Regions from separate parts of the Homo sapiens genome. Here all the other regions are linked to region 3. Evidence: chromatin contacts called from ENCODE Hi-C or POLR2A ChIA-PET data. All regions are on one chromosome and are shown on one strand. The core of a region is the stretch at or near the end of the contact, and the rest is flanking DNA. Distances in the headings are between cores, read along the strand shown.

Region 1 (3,975 bases), core at 382-2,881, 640 kb before region 3:
GGGGAAGTTTGGTTCTTACATCAAAACAAGACCAAGACCAAGGGACTGAGACAACCAAAACGTTTTAGAATCAAATGAGACTTTAGAGACTAAGTCCTTCCTCCTTATCTGACAGATAAAGAACCTAACGCCTAGGAAGGTTAGGTGGTTTGCCTGTGGGGACGCAGCTCATAAATGGCTGAGCCCCAAGACTAACACAGAAAGCTACAAACTAAGACTATGCCCTTCATCTTTCCTCTTAGCAGGTTGCACTGCCTTTGTTTCCTCTGCATTTTATGAAAAACCATGTTCATCTTCTGCTCTACCACTGTTTTGTTGAGAGTAGGAACTAACAGTTAAATAAAATAAGTGACATGCCGGGCGCAGTGGCTCACGCCTGTAATCCCAGCACTTTGGGAGGCCGAGGCGGGCGGATCACGATGTCAGGAGATCGAGACCATCCTGGCTAACACAGTGAAACCCCGTCTCCACTAAAAATACAAAAAAATTAGCCGGGCGTGGCGGCGTGCGCCGGTTGTCCCGGCTGCTGGGGAGGCTGAGACAGGAGAATGGCGTGAACCCGGGAGGCGGAGCTTGCAGTGAGCCGAGATCGCGCCACTGCACTCCAGCCTGGGTGACAGAGCAAGACTCCATCTCAAAAAAAAAAAAAAGTGACAAAATCGTATGTTCTTTTCTCCAATATTATGAAAACCATAAAACATCGGTATGTCATGTATTCAAAAGAGCTGGACACCAACTCTAATAAACAAAATAAAGACGTATTTATCTCATTTACCTAAAATGTATACATGAAATATGTATTTTCTTAGGATCAATATCATAATGGAATAAAAAAATTCAAAAAGTCGGCTCCATTTCTGCAGAAAATTTACAGCTTCGGGAAAACGCACAGCTGACTCAGATTCTAAGTCTCTCAGAGTCCTGGAGGGTAGGTAGAAGCTGCAGGTGACAGTCTAGCACAACTCATTCCCGTTTATCAAACATCTGTAGAGTGTCTAGTGTGTGGCCGGCATTTAAAAAGGGGAGAGCGGGCTGAAAGACGTGGTCCCTATCCTCGAGGGGCTTACTGATTCTCGGGAACGAAAGCGCTCCGCAGCAGTAACCCTAAGAAGCTCCAAATCCCGGTCCTCTGCCTCCCCTCTGGTCCCCATCCGGCGCTCTGGTACAGCCTCAGCGATCTCTGGCTAGGATGCTCCACGGAGATCTTCCTCCAGGTGGGCGGGGAGACCCAGCCCAGGGAGCTGGAGGCGTGCCCCAAAGCCTACGCCAACAGCCCCAGGGCCGCCCCAAACTCACTCAGGGGCCCCTACAACCCTCTCAACACCTCCCTCCCAAGTCGTCCGCCTCGAAGCCCCCACACCGTGCGGTTACCTCAGGGGTCTCGCGTGATCCGTGCTGCACACCCAAGACCCCAGGGGCCGCTCCAAGTCTCACGGGTGAAAGGAGGCCCAGGCAGCCCACGGGAATAAGAGCAAAAACTGTTGGAACACGACGGACTCCAGGACCCGGGAGGAGGGGGACAAACAGCAAAGGGGTACAGAAGGGGAAGAGCCCCCGGGAGGTGAAGTTTACAACTGCCACTTCCGGAGCTGAAAACACTCCGCTTCTCTCGCAGACCTTCCCAGACTTTCACAGGTCAGCCCAACTCAGGCCCGGCCCCACTTTTTCCTCCCGCCTCCCGCAGCCCTCAGCTTGCAGCTCCTGGATACGTACTCCGAGAACGCTGGCTCGGATTGGAAGAGCCCGCCCGCCAAGCAGCGCGCCTTCGCTGAGGGACGAACGGGCGCATGCGCCGTTGCTGGGGAGCGGCGGGCTCGCGACCGCACGCGCTCTCGCTCCAGGAGCTCCGCGTCCCCGCGCGGGGGTGCGCCCTGCCCACGCGCTGCTGTGGCTTTTCAGCGTGAGGTGTCCGCGTTCCTGTCTCAGTCGCCAGAGCCGAGTGGAAATGCAGATTTCCAGCTTCTAACCCCTTTTCCCTGCCTGCTGAATAAAAACCTAAGAGGTCGGATCCCAGATCCTGCTTTTTGAAACTGGTTCTTCTGCCCATCTTTAGAGCCACAGCAACGGTGGGCTGGTCCCGGGGCCTGGGGAGAAATTCTCTGGGCTCGGGTTCTGCCCAACTGCCTGGTTTACCTCTGTCTGGACAGCTCTCTGCCTGCACAGGGCATCCTGTCCCCTCTTCCCGTCCCCATTGTATCCCAGCTGGGAGTGGTGAGCAGGGTCGGAAGAATGCATTGATGCTGCTTGCAGTGCGTTTCATTATCAACATTACGTAACCAGGCACATCGTGGAAAACGCCTCGGAGCCTTAGCATGTGTGTTCCCTATCTCTTTCCTCGCTTCTCTCACTTTTCTCTGACACACACACACACACACACACACACACACACACACACACACACACCGTCCTCTTATTGATAATTTATACTTTGGTTCCTCCCGGTGGCTGCTTCACAATCTGCTGCCGCCTAAGGGAGACTGGAAAACCAACTCCTCTTTTGTTCCTTAACTTTTGAAAGCCTATTCTTCCAGAGAACAATGCAAATTGACAGGATTTGGTCAAAGATTTTTATCTTCACCACCACCACCTCCTCTGCACAAAAAGGTGTTTAATGCAAAACGAGCCTTCTATACTAAACTGGGTCCTTGTTGATTGTAATCAACCTGAAACCAGGTGTAGGGGCCGTCTTTTCTCTCTCCCATGGGAGAGCCAACGGTCATAAATGCAAACACAAATTGAGATTAAAACCTCCTTGATTCTTGTAGCACTGAAACCTTAATTGGTTTGATTTTAGTCATTTACATCTAAAACGGAGGCCTGTCCCTGATTCTTTTTACTAGAGCCATAAAGAGGACAATTGCTCCAGAGGAAATAAAGGGAAAAAATAGCCCACTCTAAAGTTTAGAAATGAAATGGAAAATTACAACTGACTAATGAGATTAGAACTTTTATGTTACAAGCTTTAAAAAATATTTTTAAATTTTATTTTTTTCTTTTTCTTTTTTTTTTTTTTTTTTTTGAAACAGGGTTGTTCTCTGTTGCCCAGGCTAGAGTACAGCGGCACAATCACGCCTCGCTGCAGCCTAGACCTTCAGGACTCAAGCCATCCTCCTGCCTCAGCCTCCTGAGTAGCTGGAACTACTTAAAATTTCATTTGTGTTGGCCGGGCGCGGTGGCTCACGTCTGTAATCCCAGCACTTTGGGAGGCCGAGGTGGGCGGATCATGAGGTCAGGGGACCGAGACCATCCTGGCTGACACGGTGAAACCCTGTCTCTACTAAAAATACAAAAAAAATTAGCTGGGCGTGGTGGCGGGCGCCTGTAGTCCCAGCTACTCGGGAGGCTGAGGCAGGAGAATGGCGTGAACCCGGGTGGTGGAGCTTGCAGTGAGCCGAGATTGCGTCACTGCACTCCAGCCTGGGCGACAGAGCGCGACTCCGTCTCAAAAAAAAAAAAAAAAAAATTATTTGTGTTTTAACAAAGTCACAAAAGTGAATATTGTATCGCAAGAATAAATGCTATGTACTATATTGTATGTTTTTGAAATGAAAAATGGATGTGATGTGAAGACCCGTTTTCATTTATTTGTTCATTCAGCATTTACAGAATACAGACTATGTACCCAACATGGAGCTAGATGATAGAAATACAGGGGAATATTGATATCAACCCTGAGCTCCCAGAAATGATTCATAGAAAAGAACTTTGAGCTTAGTTTAAGAAGACCGTTAAAGATTTATGAAGCTAACAAGGAACTAGAAGGAAGACACGGAAGCTGCAAACACCAGCATAAGAACCAGCACCAGACATTTGAAAAGCTGGAAAAAGCTGTCTGTGCAAAGGAGGTGTGAGCGATGAGGCTAGAGAAATATGCAGAACCCAGATCACAGAGGAATTTCTACATCATACTTAGGAGTTTATCAAGCAATGAAGCTAATGAAGGGTTTTAAGCAGAAAAAATATAAAAATTACACA
Region 2 (4,513 bases), core at 1,611-4,110, 510 kb before region 3:
ACTAATCAATCAACAATAGTTACAGAGCACCAATTGGAGCAAGGCAGTATAGTAGGCTTGAGAACAATACACAGATGGGAGTTTGGACTCTCATTGAGCCTTCAAGGACTTTAGAAATGTTAAGAGTTTAAGGCAGTATAAATGCATCTGTTTCCTAAGGGAAAGATGGGTTGTGGTAATCTGGAAAGGAATCTTTGGGCTTTTAAAAAAGTGGTATGGGCAAGGTGTGGCGGCTCACGCATGTAATCCTAGCACTTTGGGAGAACGAGTTGGGCAGATCACATGAGGTCAGGAGTTGAAACCAGCCTGGCCAACATGGTGAAACCCGTCTCTACAAAAAATGCAAAAAAGTTAGGCAGCCGAGGGTGCAGGCACCGGTAATCCCAGCTACTCCGGAGGCTGAGGCAGGAGAATCGCTTGAACCCGGAGGCAGAAGTTGCAGTGAGCAGAGATCACGCCACTGCACTCCAGCCTGGGCAACAGAGTGAGACTGCATCTCAAAAAAATAACGTAACATAACATAACATAGAAGTGGTATGTTTCAGATGGGAGAGAGGCCACATGCATCCTGAGCCATCTGAAAGAGAAAGTGGTTGAAAATAAATCTGGAAAGGCAAATTTGGGATATATGTGGAAGGCTTCAAATGTCTAGCTAAGGAGTTTGAAATTTTTCCATATAGGAGATGTAGGGCCATAGACCATTTTTAAGCAAAATGGCTTGCTCAGGCGACAGCATGATGGATAAATCAGTGGGAGAAATGACTGTACTTATCAAAGACACTTAAGAACCTTGCACAGTGCTCCAGGTGTTGCTGCTGTAAAAGTCAGCAGTAGGGACCAGGGGAACAGATTTAGCAGTTATTATGAAAGAAAACCCAAGTAGAGTTGAAATGACTGCCTGAATATTTGAGGGGGATAATAGCGTAGGATCAAGAACGACAGAACATAGCTGAGGTAGTATGAAATAAGTGGACTATAAATTGGAAATTATAAATTTCACTATTACATGCACAATTTCTCTATATTATCATACAACAGTGCCTCTCAAAGAGTGGTAGGCAGACCAGAATTCATCTATGACCTATTTGTTAACCAATCTGTACAGAAAATGACAGTAAGCATTTAGAAACTTCCATTATCATTGAATAATTTTGTCTATTGAATTTAATTAAAAATTTGAACTTATATTGTGTTTGTCTTTTTTAATTCCATTTTTCTAGTAATTCTTTTTATAGTATTTTATCAAAGCATAAATCTGTCAAAGATTAAAAATTTTTAAAAACAAGAACTGTCCTTTACCACAAATAGTTTGAAAAACACTGTCAGAGTATTTAGGTTGCCCCCCAGATCTAAGTAGATTACCTCTATAAACAAACATTCAAAAATATTAAAAAATAAACACAAGTTTGAATATGGACTGAATATTATAGATTATGTATTTACGGTTTTCTTAGGTATAATAATACCACAATAATTATGTAGGAGAATGATACTTTTAGAAGCTATATGCTTATGTATTTACGGGTAAATTATCATGTCTAACTTACTGAATGGGGGATAGCAAAATGAAAAAACACACAGCAGGCATCCCATACACACGGCTAAAGTAAATATGGTCAAATATTAAGAACAGCTGAATTTAAGGGGTGGGTATACAGACAACAATCAATACTGCACTTTCAACTTTTCAAAACATAATGTTGAAAAAATGTTTAAATAAATAGGTCATAAAAACCAAGTCCTCCATACCCCAAAGTCACCAGGTCAGTATTCTCCGGAATGACTTCTGGATCCTCACCGTCCTCAAGGCATTTCAGTTTATCAAGGCTAAAACAAAAAGGAAAAGCAATACTTTAAGGTCGACTCTGCATCTGGTTCACAGCGAGTTAGGGTTGTTTTCCTAAATACATTACTGAATTACGAAGTCAGATAAAATCCAGCAGGCGGCTCAGAGAGGCCAGAACTTAAGACAACGATTTCTGTGATTATATTTTATAATGAAAAGGCCGATGAAGGCAGCCAGTACTGTTAAATGGAGAAAGAGATTAAAGTTATTTTTATATTTTCATCCCCAAATAAGGCACTTTTAAGAAATATTTCAGTAACAGAATACCCGGAAGGTCCCCAAAAGAAACCAGTTAGTCGGGGTTTTAACACTCCTCTGATGAAGTCTCCCGCAGCTTCACCATTACTCAGGTTCCTCCATTGTCAAAGTGTCTGTCAATGGCAGGTACACGTCGCTGTTGCCCTGATTGCTTTTCTTTATTAACAAGCACTCTTAGAATAAGCAAATGGAAAAACTAGTCTTTGATGCAGCTGTCTTGTCCCTTTGCTCCAACTCGTAGAAACTGTGCATTCGGGTCCCAGGACTTCTCCTGGTGTCCCAGGAAGGCTCCAGCGGGTTGAAAGCTTTAAAGGGTAATACTCCTAGCCCAGGTCTAAACCACAGGCCCTTCTCAGGGATGAGTCCCAGAGGAGCGCACGAGCAAGGCTGCACCCTGTTTGACCCCAAGCTGCAAGAGCCCCTTTGCTCCGCACTCACCCGCACACCGCCCTCAGCTCAGCCGCCGCCTCCAGGCTGCAGTCCAGATCCCTGGCCACCGCGGCATCCTCCCGGTCGGAGTCAGCTGCCTGGCTCCCAGGCAGAGCGGATGCCGGCGGCTCCCTCAGCGACAAGTCCCCGGCCCCGCGCAGACGGCCCCGCCACAGCTCCCCAAAGGCGCCCACATGGAAAGCGCGCGTATTTAGCTCGGGAAGCTCATACTCTGGAAAGTTGCAGCCGCCACTGCCGGAGACTGGGTCCTGCCTGCCACCCACCCCGCTACACGTAGGGCCACCTCGGCTTCCTTCAGCCATGTTCGCCCCACTCCTTCCCCTGCAAAAGCCTGCAGATCAAGGCCTCGCAGAGCGTGATGGAAGTTGTAGTTGCTTGGGGCGCCCGGCCGGCGAGCGGCGAGGCGGCGCGGGCAGGGCATCAGAAACTACATTTCCCGGCAGGCCATGGGCAGGCCCGCCCCAGGGCGCGGCACCGCGAGGCTCTACGTGCAGGGCGCAGCATTGTTCTCCGACCCGGGCGGTGCGGGAACCGTTGCGGCTGTCGGTTAACCGCAGCGGGTGGGGCTGGGTTTCTGGTCCCCGAGTTACGTAGCAACTGTCTCTGCCCGGTAGGGCGGCCTCGCCAGGCGCTTAGGCCCCGTTCCTTGCGGCTTTCGGACTAAGGGGTGCAGGGCTTTTTCTTGACTGGGGTTCAAGGACTGCTCTGCTGCCTGATTGCTTTAGAGCCTAAGAAACAAGGAGGGCGAGGGCCGAGACCAGGGACACGACCAGCCCTCCAGATCTGGTTCTTTCACAAGCTCCGCAGAGGCCCCATGTTGGTGTGCGTGTGCAGTAGTGTTTCAGAGCGTCTGTGTATCACACGCTACATGATTAACCCTAATGTATGTTTTTAATGTTTTTAAAAATTACAACAACCTTTCCGGATAGGGCGTATCACCCCGTGTTGCTGTTGAGGAAGGATTTACCTGCGGGGAAAATAGAAGCAGGATCGGAACTCAGTCTGGCTTCAGATGGAGCTCTCTCCATTTCTCAGAGGCCCTGAAGGATACAGCAGGACATACTATTTATTTATTAGACTGTAATCACATGCCATATAATTCACCCATTTGAAGTGTTCAGTGATTTTTGGTATATTCACAGGCTTGGGCAACCATCACCACTATTTGAGAGCATTTTTACCACTCGAAAGAAGAAACTTGTACTTTTTAGCTATCACCCCTGATCCTCCCAACTCCTCCAGCCCTAGCCAACCAAGAACCTACTTTGTCTCTCTAGATTTAACTAATCTGGACATTTAATATAAACGGAATTATATGGTCTTTTGGTGGCTGGCTTAATGTTTACAAGGTTTGTTACAGGTAGTTAGGCATGAGCAGGGCAGGAGAGGGCTCTTCCCTCACCCACTAGGAATGTGGGGTGATGCTTAGGCATTTATCACATTGCCTCTAAAAGTGATAAATTGGCAGCCGGTGCCAGGGAGAGGCCATTTCCTGATGGCCCACACCTGTTGCACTAAAGTGCTCGTTGAATGCAGGTGACAGGGAGAAGCAACTTCCTGGGCATATGCATTAAGAGACAAAATCGGGGAGTATGACCTTTCAGGGGGACTCTATCGGAAAAGGGAAGAAAGCCTCAGATGGGCACGCATACAACTTCATACATATTGCGCTGTGCTCACTTCCCAAGGGTAAGGAGGGCACTGCGCATGGAGGCAGCCCACCCTAAGGGAAGAATCATGGGAAAGGAGCCAGCCTGTAAAGTCCTAGGATCGAGGTCAATATCACAGTTGACCTCAGTGACAGCTTGGGACTCTTCCGAGCGTGCTTTCCTTTCTTTCCTAAAGGCCTTTTAAATAAGCTTCCACTCCTGCTCTGAAACTTGCCTCAGTCTCTTTTTGTGCCTTATTGCCCCTCGGTCAAATTCTTTCTTCTGAGGAGGCAAGAACTGAAGTTGCTGC
Region 3 (3,924 bases), core at 1,003-3,502:
TACATTCTACAGCAATTCAACAAAAATCATTCATATTTACAATCCAAAATGATATGCCAATCTCCAACACACATTTGATATTTTTCATTATCACTCCAACTAGGGCTAGAAGTAAAATGATTTCTTTAAAAATGAATTTTGTGCCAGCACTAAGTTCAGCAGCACATGCTTTTAGGGGAAGAATTCTTTGTTGTTTCTTTGACTAGTTCTTTTTAAATTCCCTAGCTTGGCATTTCAATCTGTTCAAACAGTATTTTATTGATTGAAGTTGATAATTGTATTATTTCCAGGCCCTTATTCATTTGTGGCAGATAGAAGGAATGACATTTGTATAAACAGGTACTTCAGATTTCAGGACATTTTGACTGATCTAACTCTTAACTGCCTATTTCAGAATATGTTCAGCACAGTTAGGCCAAGCTTCATGTATATAATTAACTTTGGAAAGATTATATCTCCTGCGGACTTTTTGAAATACTTTACAATCTAAGTTTGTTATTTTTTGCTTAGCATGCTTAAGTTATTTTTCCCATAGAAGTGATATAAAGACATTTATCTCTGTTTCTAGACTAATCTGTAAACCTTATTTAGCTCTTAATCTATCTATAAACTTTATAATCTATCTATAAACTAATCTATAAACCTTATTAGTTTCTAGACTAATCTATAAACCTTATTTAGATGTTAGAATAAGCATGTTGATGCAACCGTTTGTACATAGTATACAATTCCTTTGTCAAATGGAATCCGAGTCTCAACTAACAGCTTCTAAAACCATCTTCATTTCTTTGCAGGTAAGATATTCACAACCTGGGCAATTTTGAAAATCAGTTGGGGAATAAAATTGTCTATTATGCTGTGTTTCTTAACTGTCATTATTAAGGCTTTATTTCTTGCCTTTTCAGGATTAATATATGACTCACACATTGTCACTATATTTATTTAATAATAACTGTGTTTAGTAAATAATATCTGTTCACTTATAAAGAGCTTAGTGATTCTTAACTTTCACCTACTTATTCTCAGAGCAAATAAAATGAATCAAGAAATTCTTGAAGATTTGAAATCTCCGATGACTTTGAGTAAGTGTATATGCACCATTCATTGCTAAAGTAACCACAAAGCATGTTTTTAAAATACATAATTTTTTTCTCCCTTCTTATGCATTCTTTTCTTCTTTACATTTTTCTCTTTTCTTTCTTCCTTCCTCATGTAATTTTCTTCTCCTTTTTCATTTTCCTCTCTCTTTTCCTTATGGCTTCCAAAGAAAGGCATATGGTGTTGTGACCTTGTTACGGGAAACCACATCTAGGTTGAATTGGATTCACAGTGTTCTATATTTTTGGCAAAGGTTTAGGATAGCCAGACATGTCTTAATATAAACAGTTCCCCCAAAGTGAGTTAATACTTCAAATTCTCTCTTTATGGTTAATTTAGAAGGCCAGATGGTAGGCCATTATCTTTTTTTTTCCTGGTGGGAATAAAATACAGGAAAGCATTTTATTAAACAGTTGTTAAGGATTAAGACTTTCACAGACCACTGAATACTGACAAGTTAACTATGTGAATCTCTGTTGAGAGGACAGTTCTTGGCCAGTGATATATCTGCATTATTGGGATCACGCACTATATGCAAATGGATCAGATTAATGGGATTTTTATGGGTTTTCGAAAAGAGCCAGACACACAAAAAGCCTTACAAATGGAAGAACTAAGGTGGTACTTAAAAACAGCACCTTAGGATCTAGTTCCATCCTATCTTTTCCCTTAAATGCCATGACAAAAGTTAAAACGGGCCCTGTCCCTTCTGAATGCTGGGCTTCTCATCTAAATTTAAATAAAAACCTTTGAAGATGGGAATGTGTTGGAAGAAAAGAAGGGCAGAAAAAAAGTGTGTTGGAAGAGTCTGTGTGAGTATGTACATGTGTGGGTGTGGGCATGTGCGGCCTGTGCGTATGTGTGTGCCCCCGTGTGTGTGTGGAGCATGCGTGAGAATGCATGCACATGTGTGGGGTGGGTCACTATGTGTGCATGCATGTGAAGGCATTTGCCTGTGTATGTGTCTGTGTGTGGTGATTGTGTGTCTATCGTGTTTGTATGTGTGCCTGTGTGTGTACCTCTGTGAGTGGGTGTGTCTGTATGTGACTGTGTGCCCATTTGTGAATGTGTGTGTGCCTGTGTCTGAGTGTGTGTGTGCCTGTGTGCTGCAGGCGGGAGAGGCTGCTCTGGCTCGGCGAGTGGCGGAGCAGTTAGTACAAAACTAGTAGTGAGAAAGGAAGCTGGGAAGAGACTGGGAAGAGGCAACCGACCTCATTAACAAAAGCTCAGTTTTGTCCCTGCGGACCCAACCAGCAGAAGGCACGGGGCTAGCGGTGGCTGTCCGCCAGGGAGGTCGGGCTCTGTGTAAACAGTAGAAGGCATCTTTATCATGCCCTTCTCACAGGGAGTCCTGAGGCTTGGCGCTCAGGAAGTTTGCAAAGCTGCAGCAGCTGCCTTGGAGAAGACCAGCAAAGAAAGTGGAGTGTGTATGTGAACTTCAATTCTGTATTTTCTGTGAGGTGGGTTAATGGATTTTTAGTAAAAAGAAATCTCAAACACAGCTGACCTGAAAGACTGGAATTTCAGCTCTCTTCCTTCCCGGGGTTCTTTTTCCTCCCCCTTCCTCTCAAAGCCCTTTAAACCAGATTGCTGTGTCAGTGACTCTTATCCTGCCCGCCAGTTCCAAGGGTTTCTAACTTTTTGTCTTGGAAAGGAAAACCACTACCTGTAAGTATCTGTTTTATGTGTTTCTTTTCATTGTGACTGTGAATGTTCTGTTAGCAGAATGCCCCAGAGATTGTTTGTGTGATATCATTAATGCCAAGTAACAATGCAAAGCATCTGCAAGAGTAGGCTTGCAAAAGTTTAACTCTCCTGTTAACTCAGAAGATGGCAACTTGCAGTGTTAACAAACCAAATGCCAAAACTGAGATTCTTTTTATTACGTGACACAAATTTCTAACTCTTCTCAGTCCATCCGTGCTGGCACTTGCCAATGAAATAACCATTTTTTAACTGTGTAATTGTTTCCTCTGAAATTAGAATGTTTCTTCTCAGCTAAATGAAATGGCAAAGGGAAAAGACACAAAAATGAACAGAACAGATAATATCCTCATGGTACAAACATAGAGAAATTTGGATGAGATAATGTCTGGATACCTTTGCTTAAGTTTAGTTATATTTGGAGACATATTTTCAAAAACATGATTTCTGTTTCATTGTGGGGAAGAGAGATAGTGCTGGGGAGGCAAAGAAATGGCCTTGTTCTGAAGTTTTTGGACTGATTTTTAGGCTCTCTCTGCTCAGTACTGAGATTTGGTCCAGAGACTTTGGTGCTGTTGTAAAGAGTTTCTTTTCATTTTATTTTGAAATCCAGGAAACAATTTTTGGCTTATGGAAATTGTTTATTGTTTTTAAGGTATTTAATTTTAGTTTCTGATTTTTTTTTAAACTATTGCACCCAGTCTTGTTGCTTGGTGTGCATTACAAAGCTTAAAAAGAGCATTTCTGGGAGCCAATTGGTGTTTATAGCCTGGGAATCTTACTGGAGAGATTAACCTCTGTGGTGCTGCTTCACAGAACAGAGCTAGTGATTCGAATGCTCTTCAGGTTTCTGCTCTGGAAAACTGACACCCGCTGTTCCTGACTCTAGGTAAAGCTTGAAGAGCTGTGCCTCAGCCCCCTGCTTACATTTGATAAAGGTGCCTTCAGTGCAGCTCTAGGAAACTTTGCTGTTTCTCTCCATCAGGCATTCTCAAAACTGACTGTGTGTAAGAACCCCCATTTGCTTGGTGAAAGGCAGGTTCTCAGTTCCCAGGCCCAAAGGATTTTAGACCTGGAGTGGTGCCAGGAATCTTCCCAGGTGATTCTGAAGCAGGTGGGTCA

The links. Hi-C counts contacts between places; a loop is a spot of excess contacts on that map. ChIA-PET counts read pairs that join two places held with the same protein, here RNA polymerase II (POLR2A). Pooled maps may share reads with other maps.
Region 1: a loop to region 3 is called in a map with no recorded cell type, with 4 times the contacts of the local background. The contact joins the promoter of CCDC171 here to the promoter of FREM1 in region 3. A Hi-C loop is called at or near these places in 1 of 37 single-sample maps with no recorded cell type.
Region 2: a map with no recorded cell type shows a loop between it and region 3 (2.8-fold over the local background). The contact joins the promoter of SNAPC3 here to the promoter of FREM1 in region 3. A Hi-C loop is called at or near these places in 2 of 37 single-sample maps with no recorded cell type and 1 of 50 pooled maps. POLR2A ChIA-PET finds 5 or more read pairs at or near these places in 1 of 52 experiments (activated T-cell).

What each region holds. Positions count from the first base shown.
Region 1 is chr9:15,550,699-15,554,673 of GRCh38, reverse strand. CCDC171 (coiled-coil domain containing 171) reads right to left here and starts at 1,631. Exons shown (of 26, transcript NM_173550.4): 1 at 1,372-1,631. RefSeq lists enhancers at 1,324-1,493, 1,389-2,034 and silencers at 1,774-1,863, 1,874-1,933.
Region 2 is chr9:15,421,223-15,425,735 of GRCh38, reverse strand. SNAPC3 (small nuclear RNA activating complex polypeptide 3) reads right to left here and starts at 2,860. Exons shown (of 9, transcript NM_001039697.2): 1 at 2,543-2,860; 2 at 1,750-1,827. The coding sequence starts at 2,856. RefSeq lists an enhancer at 2,384-2,503 and a silencer at 2,844-3,133.
Region 3 is chr9:14,908,756-14,912,679 of GRCh38, reverse strand. FREM1 (FRAS1 related extracellular matrix 1) reads left to right here and starts at 2,252. Exons shown (of 37, transcript NM_001379081.2): 1 at 2,252-2,766. RefSeq lists an enhancer at 3,487-3,924.